Linked DNA regions of Mus musculus: region 2 is linked to region 1. A link is a loop called in an ENCODE intact Hi-C map of the cell type or tissue named here. Cell type or tissue: heart. All regions are shown on one strand. Each heading gives the region's core, and the rest is flanking DNA. Links, peaks and the distances in the headings are about the cores only. Region 1 overlaps Ccdc25 (coiled-coil domain containing 25). Region 2 overlaps Chrna2 (cholinergic receptor, nicotinic, alpha polypeptide 2 (neuronal)).

Evidence for each region. Hi-C counts contacts between places; a loop is a spot of excess contacts. Peaks named below come from ENCODE experiments on the same cell type or tissue, not always from the same donor. Only the 100,000 strongest peaks of a DNase experiment are listed, where the experiment ranks them.
Region 2: it touches region 1 in a loop (5-fold over the local background); 14 of 42 quality-filtered maps call a loop at or near these places.

Annotation. Positions count from the first base shown.
Region 1 is chr14:65,866,523-65,874,854 of GRCm38, forward strand. It overlaps Ccdc25 (coiled-coil domain containing 25), which reads left to right. Exons shown (of 9, transcript NM_145944.5): 9 at 1-82. Among named protein-coding and RNA genes, the nearest start is that of Gm41181, 32 kb to the right of the region's middle. In heart, for the core only: a CTCF peak has its summit at 5,048 (motif pointing right); no DNase peak of the experiment used is centred there; H3K27ac peaks cover 544 bases.
Region 2 is chr14:66,144,646-66,152,960 of GRCm38, forward strand. It overlaps Chrna2 (cholinergic receptor, nicotinic, alpha polypeptide 2 (neuronal)), which reads left to right. Exons shown (of 7, transcript NM_144803.2): 5 at 1,761-1,870; 6 at 4,142-5,174; 7 at 6,306-8,303. The coding sequence ends at 6,431. Among named protein-coding and RNA genes, the nearest start is that of Chrna2, 7.8 kb to the left of the region's middle. In heart, for the core only: CTCF peaks have their summits at 3,093 (motif pointing left) and 6,225; DNase peaks (open chromatin) are centred at 1,446 and 3,066; H3K27ac peaks cover 250 bases; H3K27me3 peaks cover 840 bases.

The sequences.
Region 1 (8,332 bases), core at 183-8,182:
TGTGTGTGTGTGTATGTGTGTGATAGTTAGACTGGAGTTCTGTGATTTAAAAAAAATTATAATAAAGTATCATTTTTGTCAGAAAGGGCATTGATATCTGAATTCTTAGAACTTGTTTTCTATAAAAGAGAGCAGCCCCCACCTCCAAGCTGGTTTAAGGCTAATGGTGCTGTAAAGCTCATTTATCATAGGTTCCTTCTGTGAACTCAAGATCGCATGTATTTGAGGTGAGCATTGGGCCACAGCCCCACCCACCTCAGGTTCTGCTGTGGGGCCTGCAAGAGTGGCTCGTTTTGTCAGATCTGAGCATGGAGAAGTTTGAACTGAAGGCGGGGCTGCCCAGTTCCACAAGCCCCCCTGTCTAATCCCTGTAGACATTCCTTTAAAGCTTTGGCTCCTTTAGCCCTTGGCTATAGACACCTCAGTGGGAGGCTTTGCTGCTAGCATTACCTGTGTCCCCTCGGCCTCTGCATCTACAGACCTTGAACACACATGCGGGAGCTTTTGAAGGCTATCCCTTCAGTGTCAGATGCTCAACTTACATTTGAGGGTAAGTAGTTCAAAACTCAGCTCACAGGTTTAACATTATCCGGGCCTCTTCTGAGTTCTCAGGGTTGCATACCTGGCTCTCCTCCTTCACCATTTTAGCTGTTCCATGCCTAAAGCTATACCCCCGCCTCTCTGCCCCTGTTTTATGTTTTTACAGTTCAGTTGGTCTCGGGGAAAAGCAGAGACCTTTTCTTTTAAGGACATACATAGTTCAGGAATCAGACTGCCATCATCAAAGCCATCTGTTTTTGCTGCTGGCTTGTGTCCTAAGTGTTTGATAAGGAAGTTCCAGATTGTTCTATGCTTATGAGTTACCGCTTTGATCACTTCTGTGTGTATGAGAGTCCCCTGCATCTCTTTCCAGTTTCCTGGCTGTGCTCTCTATGCAGAGGAGGCCCGCCTAATCGCTCAACTCCACAAGCTGCTGTAGGCACTTGTGAGTCATTTTTAGCTCTCTCATTTCTTACCTTTGTTGTGTGGTCAGATGCCTGGGCAAGGCAGGCGCTTGACATGGTGCTTGTGTTTACCAAATTGGCAAGGTTTTGACATCAACAGGCTGGAGTTGATCTTTTTGTGTTTTGCTGTTTAGACTCTCTCTGGAAGTGTAGGTACTAGAGAGCCTTTTAATTGCTGCCTGTTAGTGCTCCTGTCCCTGCCACCACCCCCAGGAAGAGATCCTGTGACCCACACAGCAAGACTCCAGTCTCCAGCTAAACACAAAGTGGAACCACCCTCGTGTGTAAGGGGGATGTTCTTCTTTCTCTGAGTTGGGAAGCTATAAGGGGGGGAAATATTGCAGCCTTCCAGCATGTCCTTGAACATGATACTGAAGTCTGCTTTTTCTTTGAACGCAGAATATGGATAACATCCCAAAATTGAATATGGTCATACTAGAGTAGATAGGTGACCTTTTGGTTTTAAAGTAAAACAAAACAACAAGCTACAACCAGAAGTTATAAAGTTAGAAGCTTAGATTCCAGACCTAACGTCAGTCTCCATCCATCTAGTCCAAGCAAGTTCTCTAAAGCTGTGCTTAGTGAGCGCTCTTTGCCTGGCACCTGGGAGCCCAGCACAGGCAAGACTCAGCATGCATCCTCCTGTCATTTCTGTCGTGACACATTCAGCCTTGGACACAGTGTTCTGGAGGAGTGTTCTGTAAAACACAACAAAACCTTATCATTTGAGTAGAGCTGTGTGTGCTTGCAGGACTTCTCCATGTTTGCCTTCTAGGGCTCAGCCTCTATAGTGACATGTACATAGTGATTTTCAGAGGGTTAGCATGTAACAAGTGGGCCCAGTCACTTCTGGGCCCAAGCAGAGGAAGAGGGACAAATGAAAAGCGATTATCTCCCAAGAGTCCCAGAACCAGAAGCTGAAAGACCATGATAAAAAACACTAACATCTGCAATTTGATTCCGTGTCTATCTCAAATTCTTTTTTTTTTTTCTACCTCAAATTCTTAACTGGGCTGCCTGGACTCAGGGCTGGTAATGATAGTCTGTTCTCTGTTGCTGTAATCTAACTTGAAACTGGATAATTTATATGCAAAAGATTTCCTTGGTTTTGCTTTGTGACTTGGCCAGGTGTCATGGTGCTAGCCTCCCAGCAATGGCCCTCTTAAGTGCATCACAACACAAAGAAGAGGAAAGGGAAATGGCAGCATTGCAGAAGGGACCAGGCACGGGGCAGGGCAGGCTTTCTGACAACCCACTCTTGGGAAAACTCCTGTGAGTCCCATTAGTCCATTCATGATGGTGGAGCCCCTCGTAGAGCTCCAGTAGTATCTCATGGACCAAGCTTTCAGCACAGGAACTTGTAGGGGCAACCCAGTAGCTGGAATGAAGCTTCAAATGTGAAGACTTCCCTGGTGACCAGAGGGCTCCAGGTTGGCGTTGGTTGGTTCCAAGTTTCACCCGCTTCACCACAGCACACACTTTAGTGTTACTAAGTGTTTATAGAGAGGCAGGGTTTTCTTCTCTAGGCCATGAAATTATTTGAATTCTTTCTTAAAACTATACTTCAGTTTATTCTTTGAGAATTTTCATACATGCATACAATTTATTTCTGTCACACCTGCCCTCCACTTCTCCAGTTCCTCCCAGATCCCTTCCCATGTCCACTTTGCAACTTCATGTCCTTTAAAAAAATTCACTAGTGTTGCTCATATATGCATGGGTGTGGGTGGGCTTATCTGTGGGAACATGGTCTTTAGGACCACACTCCTAAAGAAAAGTGACTTGTCCTCTCCTAGCAACCACCAGCTGTCAGTAACTCTTCAGCTAGGGGTGGAGGCTCTCTAGCCTACAGCTTGATGCTGAAATATAGGTACATTGAATTGCAGGTACCTCCATCTTACACAGGTTACTTTTTCCTTTCTGATTTCACAGCTGTATGAACTGTTAGAACTGTGGTTCCCCTTCTCCCCCCACCACACACACAAAAGTTATGGCTGCATTGCACCTAGACCACACAACACAAGACCTATCTTTGTCTTACCATTGGCATGCTCTGACTGGTCCTGACTCAGAGTTTTCTACATTTGTGACCAGTCATGGAATGGCAGCCCTGGGAAATAGTTGTTCATTCTGGAAAGCCATGTAGCTTTCTCTGGTTCTTAGACCTGGTGAGCAGGTGTTAATATTTAAGGCTGGAAAAGAATTCTCCGAAGCCATTACTATGTTTCTTCTTACATCTGCCCTATTCTACTGCCCCTGGAGTTGGGGGCTAGGGGAGTTAAAAGCACTTTGCCACACAAGCCAGATGATGTGAGTTTATATTCAGAGCTCATGTAAAGCAACAGGAACAAAAAGTCAGATACAGTAACAGGCACCTGTAATCCCAGTGCCCCCAAGTAAAATGAGAGAGAGAAGAGGGCCAGCCAGCAGTACCATCCAATAGCAGAAACAGCAAGAGAGATCCTGTCTCGAAGCAAGGTAGAAGACAAGACTCAACTCCCAACAGTTGTCTCCTGACCTCCACATGCAATGAACCCTCGCTTGCAAGCATGCGCACACCCACACATGGTGCAGTGCTCCGTGGGCAATGACCCATAGAGAAAGTCATTTGCCTCTCTGCTGGAGGGCAGAGGGAGCATGCGTAGGTAGGAACAGGACTCGCTCTGGGCAATTCCAGACAGTGTCCTCTTCTTGCCTTTGATTCTTTCCCTAAGCTTAGCTCACTCCCTTAACCAGATGGGGCCCTGTCATCTCACCCCATCAGAGGAAACCAGTCATGTGGGAGAGGAGACAGGGAAAAGAGGCAAGTAGTATTTGCACACTTGCCCTTTAGGATATAGCCCTTTTATTCTGCGTGACATGTCTCTCCTCTGGGTCACCATCTGTCCACTGGAAAGTGAGAAATAAGACCAAAGCAGAGGCTATAAATTCCAGTGCCAGCCTAAATAGGGCAGGTGACATATCTAAGGATGTCAGGCAAGATGACTCCATATCGTGGCCATCCTGAAGATGCGGCATGTCCGCTCCGGCAATGAGGCAATGTGCTGCCACAGGGAAGCCAAGCTTACAGAGTAAGCCAGTGAGCTGCACTGAAGGCGCTAGATGACACGGGACAGGACAAAGGCAGTGGCATTTCCTCCCAATCCTTTTCAACAGGGTTTCTCTACTCCACACTTAAAAAAAAAAAAAAAAAAAAAAGATTGATGCATAAGTACACTGTAGCTGTCTTCAGACACACCAGAAGAGGGCATCAGATCCCATTATGGTTGTGAGCCACCATGCAGTTGCTGGGAATTGAACTCAGGACCTTTGGAAGAGCAGTCAGTGCTCTTAACCACTGAGCCACCTTCACCTGGCCACTGTGAACATTTTCAACCTGTGTCCTATCTGTGGAATTCCTCAGGCTGGGTCATTCTTCATGGGAGAGTATACCAAAGATGGTCCTGCAGGCACAGTGAGGCCTCATTAGGAGATGACATGCCTGTCTCTCCCTAGGACTTGGACCTTGCCTCCCTGGGCCAGCCATAGGTCTTGAAGGACTCTGGGTATTGAGGAACTGCAACTATCCCTGGAGGTCTATGGATTTACTTCTGTGTGTCCATTTTGAGTTGTGCCTTAAAAGGCTATGGAGGTGACTGGCTTTGCTGTCACTTGGCAGGACCCACATTGCCATGTCTTGTAACAGGACTACAGTTGTACAAACTACTTCTATATTTTAAGACGTCATGAACATTCACTAATATGGTATTAAAAATCTAGAGTTCTAGATAAAATGTCCACATTTTTATAGGTTGGCTCCAAGCTCTTCCATAGCTCATGAGCTGGGAGCTGTGAATTTCCCACAAAGCCACCACTCACTTTTGAACAGGATCTTGTCAATTTGAATGTTGAGCTTTCTCCAAGCCCTTATCTGAAAGTTTGTCATTGTCTAGAACATTGTAAAGGCCTCAGATGGATGAATCTCTTGGGGACAGACGCTCTTGATTTGCACCATCTGAATCAGGTATCATCAGCGTCCTGCACAAATAAGAGATGGAGGGGATGCCCAGCAGAGGGCAGGAGAGAGCAAGCTGGTCTCAGCTTCTGTTTCTGGTAAGCCTTATGCCTCTGGATCACACTCCTGCAGATAGTCCAGAGATTGAACACAGCATCCTGCAATGATCTGGACAACCTATGCTCTTGGGCAGCAGTGGAGTCTCAGACCATGTTATCATTGGAATAATAGAAATACAACACCACTCACTGATTAAACAAACAAACAAACAAACAAACAAACAAACAATTTTGCTTCCAAGAAGACTTGGTACATTGTATTTAGAAACAAGGCTCTCGTTCTGGAGTCAGCTTCTGTCTTTCTTTGTGCACACAATGTACAAAGATTGCAGTCTCATCTCATGGATGGGAGGTGAAGGGACTTCAGGGATTATTTGAGCTGCCTTACTCTTTTGTGGTACCCTTTGCCTAAAGAGGAAGTCTGAGCCTTGTCTGGGACAGGAGCTCAGGACTTCATACCGGTATTCTCTTATTAGGAAGTTATGTTATTTATCCAGGGCCTGCCGCACAGTGGATTCAGCTAGTGGCCACCCTGGCATCTGGCACTGCAGAGACCAGGCCAGATTCCTCTGCCAAATAACAGCTTGGAGGGTTTGAAAACAGCTGTCAGCTGCCACCTGTGGCTGCTCCTAAACCCTTCATTTGTTATGATCCAATACGAAAGCAGGGGAAAGCAGGCTCCTCACATCATGTGGGGTTGTGGGCCCCCCAACTACTCCTGTTTGCCTGAGTCCTCTGAGAGAACACCCCCTCAAGCTCTGCAGGGTCGCCAGCCAGGACCTGAGATGCATGGAGGGGCATGAGAGCCAAGAGAGGATTGACTCTTGTGGCTCACGTTGTCAATCAAATGCTCTGCCTGACTGGGTTACTCTGGGATTTGAGATTTCCTGCCCTTTAAGGCTTTAAAAGTATCCCTTTTAAAAAAAAATTAGCAACAAATATACAAAAGAGTATGTGAACAAATACAGTCATTTAAAGAGTTACCACAATGATGGACATCTCTGACCAAGATCGGAACAGCACCTCCCTGCTCCTGCCCCTAAGCCTACTTTGGACACTTTCCCTCCATTCCTACAGCTCTTTACTTTTTTTGTAACTTTTCCCTTGCTTTTCTCCATCTTCCACTCCCCCATGGACATTCCTCAAAATGACTCACAGTTAGTTTCTTCTTACTTTGACCTTCAGACAAAACCGATTGTCATTTTTCTCCATAACTTCTCTGAACATTGTTCATCTGTTGGTTGTTTGTGAGAAGGTCTTCTCAGAAGCTCTGGACCCTAGAGTGGTCTTGAACACTCGGTCCTCTTGCATTAACCTCTGCGGTTGCTGACATTATTGGCCTGTGTCAACCACTGCTGGCTCTCAATATTGTCTTTGATGGATTTTCCTTGTTGGAATCCATCAATGAGCTGATTTGAATTCTAATTAGTCATTCTAAGATCACTGTGTGGAGTGTGGGCATACACGTGTGCTATTATGTGTGCAGACCCATGTATGTATGTTCAATGTGTGGAGGACAGAGGTCAACTTTAGGTGTTGCTCCTCAGCTGTCAGCCATCTTGGTTTTTTGTTTTTGGAAGGGGTGGTCACACTGTCTCAATGGCTTGGAGCTTGCCGACTCATGTGGACTGGCATTGAGATTTTAATGTAAGCCACTGTACCTGGGTTCTGCTATTCTGGCACTGGGGTTACAGCATGAACCACTGTACCTGGGTTCTGCTAGCCAGCCCTGGGGTTACAGCATGAAACACTGTACCTGGACTCTGCTAGCCTAGTCTTGGGGTTACAGCATGAACCTCTGTGCCTGGGCTCTGCTACTTTGGCACTGGGGTTACAGCATGAACCACTGTACCTGGGCTTTGCTAACCTGACCCTGGGTTACAGCATGAGCCGCTATACATGGGCTTTGCTAGTCTGACCCTGAGGTTACAGCATGAACCACTGTACCTGGCCTCTGCTAGCCTGACCTTGAGGTTACAGCATGAACTAATGTGCCTGGGCTCTGCTAGTCCAGCCTTAGGGTTACAGCATGAACCTTGGATCCTGGAGATCGCACTCCAGTCATCATGCTTTTACAACAAGCACTTTATCAGCCGACCTACCTCCCCAGCCCCATAATCACACTCATAACCGTCATCTATATGTCTGTAAACTCCCTGTCTATATTGTTTACATTCTGTAAACATTCTGTCTATATTATCTATGTGTCTGTAAATGTTCTGCCTACGTTATTTATGTGTCTGTAAGTGTCCTGTCTATATCATCTACATGTCTGCAAGTGTTCTGCCTGTATTATCTACATGTCTGTAAATGCCTTTTGCATATTACCTATGTGTCTGTAAATGCCCTGACTATACTGTCATTAGGAAACTGGGAAAGCATCAAACGCAGCTGGTCTCGGACCAGCTTTACCGAACATCTCCTCCTACAGAGATCAAGCCAATATTCAGCATTATTTAGCACACGCCACCAGTTACAAATCCTCCTGATTTTGTCTGAATCTAGGCGATAATTTCCTCCTTGCCCACATGGCTATTAAAACACATCTTGTTTCAAGTGAAGGTAAGTACTTTTGGCATCTTCCTGGTATACCAGTCCTGCAGCCTTGAAGGAAAGGAAGCAAGGTTTAGGGACTGTGCACATAAAGTGGGTCCTTGGATTGCATGATTTCACCTGTTACCGATGGCCAACTCACCCTCTCTAGAGTCCTGGGAATTCACCGGTGACCTTTGGAAAATCAGAATCACAAATTCAGATCCTTTGCCTTGCTTTTCATACTTGACAGAGGCACTTGAAAGGTCAGGTTCTCAATACCTAGGTATCCTTCACATGGGCCAGGAAGCTAGAGCCCACCAATGTAGCCTCATGTTAGGGGCCAGTTGTACTGCAGAGAAGGGATGGGGGCAAAGTCCTTAACGGTCAGCTTGGAGAGACTGGCAGATGACATCACATGTGACTTTGAGCAGCAGGAGTGGGGTCGAGGACCTGGGGATGGAATCGAAAGCACACCTGTGGGAGAGATGAATCATGAAGTCGCAGGGAAAGTGACAGCCAGAAGGACTGCAGCTGGTCCACTTTCTCCATCTGGAATAGCATAGCCATACTGCAGATGGAACTGCTGAGTGACCCCTTAGAATGAGCATAAGTTGTTGATGAAGGCCGAGTCAGTGTCTCTGGGCTCAGACCCCTAGCAAGGAAACAGATGTGAAAGGGGTGCCATGGTAAGGTGGGTCAAAGAGCCTGGTATGTGTGTGGGTGTCTGATAAGAGGTGAGG
Region 2 (8,315 bases), core at 1-8,000, 280 kb after region 1:
TGTATTAAAGCACTGCAGCATTAGGAAGGTTGAGGGCCACTGCCTTACATGTCTGTCTTTTACATGGATATTTGGAAAGCTCTGGAAGATTCTGAAAGGCTGGGGTCCTCCATGCGCACTCTCAGGTTCCTTCACTAGGGTCTCTTTGGCAGTTGATTTGATGGATTCTCACTTGGTGTCTTCAAGTCTCCCTGAGTGACAAGAGACAGAAAGTAGAAGCTGAAAGCCACTTATGGATCTATAGCAATCTAGCCTCCATCTTACTTCATTCTATAGGCACAGTCAGTAAAGAATCTAGAGTCGGGAAGAGACAAAGATACCATTTCTCCATGGAAGGAGAGTGTGTGTGGAGTTCTGGGATGGGCCACTGTTGGGCAGGCTCATTCTGTCATCCCAGAAAATCCCAAGGCCTTAAAGTGGAGATGACAAAGGGACATGGGAAAGGAAAGCTAACCCCTGCCCTCAGCTTTCTACTCTGGCCCCTTGGGTACCTGACTGGCCCTGACTCAGAGGCCAGCAGGCAGAAACCCACCAAGGCAATGCCATTTCAGAGTCTTTCAAATAGGTTCCTTGCTCACTGTAGGGGTTCTACACACAACCCCCGACTCACTGGGTTCTGGATGCGTGATAGCTACTTGGGTCAGGGGCTGCTCTGAGCCAATTGCTTCTGCTATTGCTTATTCTGGAGTCATTGGAGGGTCTGAGCCTCATCTCTATGGATGAACCAATGGGAACCAGAGTGAGGGGGAAGCTTTAAAAGGTGTGTGCAGTCATGTCATGGGGGGTGGTGTGGTCCTAGATCCTCGATCACCACGATTGTCCTGGTCACTCATGCCAGGGTTGTGGAGGAGGAGAGGAAAGGGCACAGTGGTGGAACCAGGCCTTCTGCAGCTGCCCAGGACTAGCCTGAAATGCTGGAGAAGTTATTAACCCTCTGGAAGCTCCTTTCTCCCCATCTGTGAAGGGGTGGCTCATCTGTCTTAGACCTATGGCCGTCAGATGCCCCCATTTGATGTAAGTGTCCCCAAATATATGAACCTGAAATCCTAAAGGATATACCAGAGAGGGAATAAGAGCTCGGTATTGGGAACTAAAGGGTAAAGCTCCGTTTCATACAGTGCTTGCCTGGGTTTGACTCCCCAACACCGCAGGCACTGGGCATGGGGCTCATGAACTCCATCCAGAGCCTGGGAAGAGGGGCTGAGAAGAAGCAAATGTTTAAGGTCGTTTTTTACCTTTACAGTAAGTTGGAGGCCAGCTTGTGCATGAAACAAACAAATAAACAATAACAAAATCTGGTTTTAAAATGCACTTGGACCTGCTCTGGTGGAACACAGTTGGGACCTAGAGCATCCTCTTCCTGCTGGGACTCCCTGGATCAGGAGGTCTCCAGAGCATAGTTGGAAGGTCATGGGTAACTCTCCTGGCTGTCTCTGGCAAGCCCTGCCTGGAGAAGGAGTGACTGCATAACAGATTCACTAAGTGGGGAGCATCAGAACAAGGGCCAGAGGCACAGCTAGAGGGCCAAGTGTGCTGGCACTGGCTGCCTGGGATTTTCACTACCAGAGTCGGAACAAAATGGGCTGCTTATCAGAAATGGTTTGCCCTATTCCCATAGCAGCCTTTTCCTCGTGCCATAGACTCTGTGGATTCTGTGGGGGCTAGGAGAGGGACACAGGGGTGCTACAGTCCCACAGCTCCTCAGATCACCTAAAGGTCCCGGTGGGGCAGTGCTCTGATGTGACCACTCCCCTGAGCAGGAATGGAATGACTACAAGCTGCGCTGGGACCCGGCTGAGTTTGGCAACATCACCTCCCTCCGCGTCCCCTCAGAGATGATCTGGATCCCAGACATTGTTCTCTACAACAAGTAAGAAGCCAGTTACTAATTAAAGTGCATCTGGGAGGGGAGAGAACTAGGCGAGCAAGAGCTCTTGCTGGGCTAGCAAGAAAATCTGTTTGAATCCTCAGTGGTCACATAAAAGCTGGGAGTGGTACTCTGGCTCGCTCTGTCTGTCTGTCTGTCTGTCTGTCTGTCTGTCTGTTTCTGTGAGTGTGTGTGTGTATGAGAGAGAGAGAGAGAGAGAGAGAGAGAGAGCACTTTAGCACTGGGGATAGGGGAGACAGGTAGATCCTAGAAGTTCACTGACCAGTCAGTTTAGCCAGACAAGCCTTCGATTCTTGAGGACCTGTCTCAAGAAGTAAAGATGGAGCATGGTCAAGGAAAGATACTTGATGGCAGCCTTAGGCCTATACACACTCAAATATGCACAAGCACTACCCACACATGTGCACACACCACACACATACACACATTTATTCACACATGTGTGCCAGCACACACTCTCTCTCTAATACATACATACATACATACACACATACACAAACATGCATGCATATATATACACAGACACATACTCATGTGCACTGGCATCTCTCTCTCTCTCTCTCTCTCCCTCTCTCACACACACACACACACACACACACACACACACACACACACTTTCTCATAAAAGAAACTAAAACTTATTCTTTCCTTTTTGGCTTGGGTAAGGTTTCACAGAGAAATCCAGACGTTAATACTTAAATGATGGCAGTGTCTCTTGCTAACATTTTCTAAAGCAGGTCTCTGGGGGACACTGCTACCTTCTTGAGATATGAATAGGCATGGAAGGTTCTTGGTGGTGGTGTGTGTGGGGGGGGGGGGGTTGGCATGTGACATAATTTTGGATAGCATAGTCACCCCCTGGTGGTCTAAGCCTTAAACACCTGTTGTTTGCTTCTGCAGGAGTCATATGCCCCGAGTTCCCCAGGCCCCATCTCTGTGCCCTGAGGTGGCACCTAGGATCCTTCCAGTTTCTGGTTCTCTCTGACAGATCAGGAACAAAGTCCCAGCAGCAGATTTATCTGAGTTTTTAAATTGTCAATAAGACAGCTGGTTGCTAATACCTGATTGCATCAAGTTCTTCTGGTAGGACAAAGGCTAGTCAGAACAGCTGCATTTAAGGGGTGTGTGAACGACACCCTCCTGCAGGTTAATAGGCAAAGGGTCAGTGAAGTCACATGGCCTCTTCCCCCGAATGGGGGCCTGCTGCCATCTAGTGGTAGTTATGTGAAATGACCGAAATTATCACTACCGGTTTGGGTTGAATGTAGGAATTGGGGGTGGAGTTTAAAGACTATTTCTACCCAGGGAAACCCAGAGTCCTATGGAGTCCTGCCTGCCGATTTCTTCCTTGTTCTTGTGAGGCTTCCTGTTTTTATGCTCTTGTCTCACCTCCCAGGTCAAGAACTAATTAAGCTTTCACAGTAATCCTGTTGAGCCCAGCCAGAAGTCCCTCCTGATCTCAGAAGCATTCCAAATGCCCAGTTGCATGGTGATGTCATGTGACTATATTTCATTTCCATGTGGTTCCCCAAGGGCAGGAACCACATCTCACATCCCTCAGGTACAGGCCCTGGTAGATGAAACTGGCCCCAAATACTGTGCTAAATGCACAGAGTACAGGGAGTTTCCTCACCAGCCAAAATGTTAGTCTCGTCTGGAAAGGAACGAAAAAGATCTGGGTACAAGATCTAGGATCCTCCTCCTCTGGAACTGAGTTCCCATTTAATCGTGAGGGAGATCAAAACACTCAAAAACCTTTACTCTAGTCAGGTATGGTGGAGAATACCTGTTATTCCAGAACTCAAGATACTGAGGCAGGAGGATCACAAGTTTAAATCCAGCCAGCAAGTTGGGGGCCAGCTGGGGCCACATAGTAAGATCCCTGTCTCATAAAACAACCACAAAAACTTCAACATACTAAATGGATAATAACAGGATCAGACTATAAATGTCCCATGATTTGAAATATGAAAAATTAAGGAATAGTCTTTATGACAGTCAGATATATAATTATGACATCAAAATGGCAATCGTGGTTTTTTTTTTTTTTAGTTTATTTAAATTTTTTACTTCTGCAATTAAAACACTGGTATTTGAAAAGGCAACTCAGATACGTCTGTCTGTAGGAGAGATTTATCTTGCCCTTGCTTGGATGACTCTACTTAGCCAGTCAATAGTGAGTTTGTTTACTCAGTTGCCCTGCTTCACGGAAGAGGCAGATATGCAGGATCCCAGCTTGTCTCCTCTTCCCAGTGCAGACGGGGAGTTTGCGGTGACCCACATGACCAAGGCCCACCTCTTCTTCACGGGCACTGTGCACTGGGTGCCCCCAGCCATCTACAAGAGCTCCTGCAGCATCGACGTGACTTTCTTCCCCTTCGACCAGCAGAACTGCAAGATGAAGTTTGGCTCCTGGACATACGACAAGGCCAAGATCGACCTGGAGCAGATGGAGCGGACGGTGGACCTGAAGGACTACTGGGAGAGCGGCGAGTGGGCCATTATCAACGCCACCGGAACCTATAACAGCAAGAAGTACGACTGCTGCGCGGAGATCTACCCCGACGTCACCTACTACTTCGTTATCCGCCGGCTGCCGCTGTTCTACACCATCAACCTCATTATCCCGTGCCTGCTCATCTCCTGCCTCACCGTGCTCGTGTTCTACTTGCCCTCTGAGTGTGGAGAGAAGATCACGCTGTGCATCTCGGTGCTGCTCTCCCTCACTGTCTTCCTGCTGCTCATCACAGAAATTATCCCATCCACCTCACTGGTCATCCCACTCATCGGCGAGTACCTGCTCTTCACCATGATCTTCGTCACCCTCTCTATTGTGATCACAGTCTTCGTGCTCAATGTCCACCACCGTTCCCCTAGCACGCACAACATGCCCAACTGGGTGAGGGTGGCCCTGCTAGGCCGGGTGCCCCGGTGGCTGATGATGAATCGGCCCCTGCCGCCCATGGAGCTCCATGGCTCTCCAGGTCTGAAGCTCAGCCCCACTTATCATTGGCTGGAGACCAACATGGATGCTGAAGAAAGGGAGGAGACAGAGGAAGAGGAGGAGGAGGAAGAAGATGAAAACATATGTATGTGTGCAGGCCTCCCAGACTCTTCCATGGGTGTCCTCTATGGCCATGGCAGCCTGCATCTGAGGGCCATGGGGCCTGAGGCCAAGACTCCATCCCAGGCTAGTGAGATCCTGCTGTCACCTCAAATACAGAAAGCACTAGAAGGTGTACACTACATTGCTGACCACCTGAGGTCTGAGGATGCTGACTCTTCGGTGAGTTGGGATGAGGAAAGCCCCTCCCCACCCCGTGGGTGACTCTGCCAGCTTAGCAGGGAAAAATCCAAGCCCAGGGCATGCCCTTGGGCAACCCTTTCCCTTCTTCTTGTAAGGACCAGTCACCCTCAGTCATGTCCAAAGAGTCTGGACTTGATCATGAAAGGGAAACACTAGCTAGAAGTCCTCTGGTTACTTCCTGGCCGATGGCAGAATACCACAGGGTCCATCCCCCTCTCTTCAACCTAAGTGGGGGAGAGTGAGGAAATTGGGGAGCTCAGATGCTGGTCTCCATCTGCTTTGTCTTTGTCTGGGCAGTCCCTCTATGAGAGGGGCGGGGTGGGGCGGGGCAGGGCAGGGAGATAGACTGCTCTGAGAAGGTACAGAAACCAAATACAAACGCATCCACTCAGTGCATGGCTGGCCGCTGCACTACCCTGTGGTAGAGGGTCTCCTCCATCTGGGCTCTGGGCAGTCTGTGACGTTCCCTAGTCACTCTCAAACCCTGCAGATTCTCAGCTGAACCAGGGTAGGCTCCCCTCCCCCAGGGCTGCATATAGTAAGTACTTAGTGTTCAGAACCTGGCTGTCCCCTTACCAACCAAAGGAGGAGTGAAAGGTTACTATGGGACAATCTTATTGAGTAGATAAGAACATTGATCATTAATTTGGAAATTTCTAAGAATGTAGATCCTCTGGCTTGGCCTGTGAGCTGAAGAGCTACAAAGCTCCAGCTCTTCCACACTGGCTTGCCCTGGGCTACAACCTGCCTCTTTCTGTCCCCTTCAGGTGTGTGGGGAAGTAGCATGGGACAGCACATTATTGGGGACTACTATGAGCTACATTTAAAATTTCCTGATTTTGATGGCCTGTGCCTAGTGTCTCCTCATGTCCCTCTGGACTCCTGAGCCTAGCAGTATGTGGAAATGGGAAAAGATAAAATGGGATTCCCAGGGATGTATCAGCCCTGAGCTAAGCCTGTTTCTCTCTCCACCCATCTCTATGTGTGGGATAACCTTGGCTTTGCAAGCCTTCGGTGGCCTGGTGACTACTGCCTCCATGAGGCTGGATGTGGGAGGGACATCTTCTCAAAGCCTGGCTCTTGTCACTGTAAGCCCAATTCTAACTCCAGGTGAAGGAAGATTGGAAGTATGTGGCCATGGTGGTAGACCGGATCTTCCTCTGGCTGTTCATTATCGTCTGCTTCCTGGGGACCATCGGGCTCTTCCTCCCTCCGTTCCTGGCTGGAATGATCTGACTTGATGTCCCTCATGTTGGCTCCAAGGTGGCCTGGACAACCATCTTCTGCTCTTCTGTGACTGGAGCCATCTCTAGAATATTCTTTTGACTTAATGCCACCTGCCTGCGATGTTTCTACGAGGCCCCTGATCTAGCCTGGACTTCATATCCTCCTTGTCAACAGTTCATGGTGCCATTGCGGTGACAAGCACTGAGACCACTCAACATGACAACTATTTAGGGATGCTGAGGAACTAGAAGAGGTGAAGGCTGCTCTGTAGGTGATGACAACATGGTGGTGATATGGGGGGAGAGCAAGATAGTTCTGAAAGAGCATATAGGAGTTGTCTATGGCAAAAGGGTCAAACAAAGGGATGGAGGGGTCAGACCAGGACAAAGGGAAATAGAACACTGGCCCAAAGATGGGCACAAGGGGACAATGGGAGTGCCTGGTGTGGAAGAGTTCTGCACAACACTGTGGATTCAGAATGTCAGAGAGGACAGCCAGCTGGGGTGGGGAGGCTGGGAGGCAAGTTGGGATATTTTTGACCCAGGCCCAAGAAGAAGCTCAGAGTCTGCACTGAACCTGTCTCTATGCACTTTGCAGGAAATGTCAGAGGGACAGGGGTACTTCCCAAAGGAGTGGGGCACAAAGAAAGTTCTAGAGCAGTGGCTTTCAACCTGTGTCGTGGGTTGCAACCCTTCAGGGAGTCAAACGACCCTTTCACAGGGGTCACATATCAGATATCCTGCATATCAGATGTTTTACATGACAGTCCATAACAATATCAAAATTACTGTTATGAAGTTGAAATGAAAACAATTTTGTGGTTGGGGTCACAACATGAGGAACTGTAAAGGGTCATAGCATTAGGAAGGTTGAGAACCACTGATCTAGGTGCCCTGGTGGATGCTTGAGGCAGAATAGCAACATTGGGTATAAGTTGCTGGGCCATTATTCAACCAAAAGCACTTTGGAGCCTTCAAGTTCCCCTCAGTGTCATGTCTCACTGTTCTATGCTACAAAAAAAGAGGTATAGCAATTTCTACAAGGGATCAGGGCTACCTTCAAATCAAGAGGACAAAGTAAGAAGGCAGTCTCCAATGTTGGCACCCTTCTTGCTGTCCACAGGGACCTGGTCCTCAATTCCTGGCTCTGTCAGCATGCCTCACATAGGAACTGAGATCTTTGCATCAAGCTCTTTCAATTGTGTGCTCCTTCAGGGCAGAGTCTCTGCTCTTGTTGCTTTCACTCATCCTGAGCTGGGTGAGAGAGCTCAGTAGCTGGACCCTCCATCGTGAGTAGTGGAGAGAAACCAACCTGGTAGCTTTAGGCTCCAGAACTGCTACATAATACCAAAGCTTTGGGGGAGGACTCTTCCCCAGTCTTCCCAGGGCCCCATCAGGTGACTAACCTGCTCTGAACTGTCCTGTGTAGCTTGTTCTTTTACTTGTAATATTCCACGACCCTTCATTGCATAGAAGCCCAGCGGATTGGGCCTTTCAGAACATTCTGCAGTCCCCAAGGAATTAGGTCCCAGACGCTAACAGCAATGAGATTCAGGGTCACTAAGAGATATAGAGACCAAGTTTGTTCTCTGTCTTGGGGTGCTCTCCTTCCGAACCCCACACACAGCACCTCGACAGACCTAGGAGATCTGCTTGTCGGAGGCCTTACCCAGACTTCCTGTTACCAGTTCTAATGATACCCACTCAGTCTCAGGCCTTGGCTCCCCCTTTCTCCACTGAATGCAGCCGGCACCTCTTTTCTCTGTGTCAAACCCCAAGACATGATTTCCTGATGCAGAGATGCTTGTTGGATGATCCCTACCCCCCATCCTCCTTGCATGTGAGTGAAATGTCAAAATAAAGCTAAAATGTCTGCCGTCAAGAGTGTCATGCC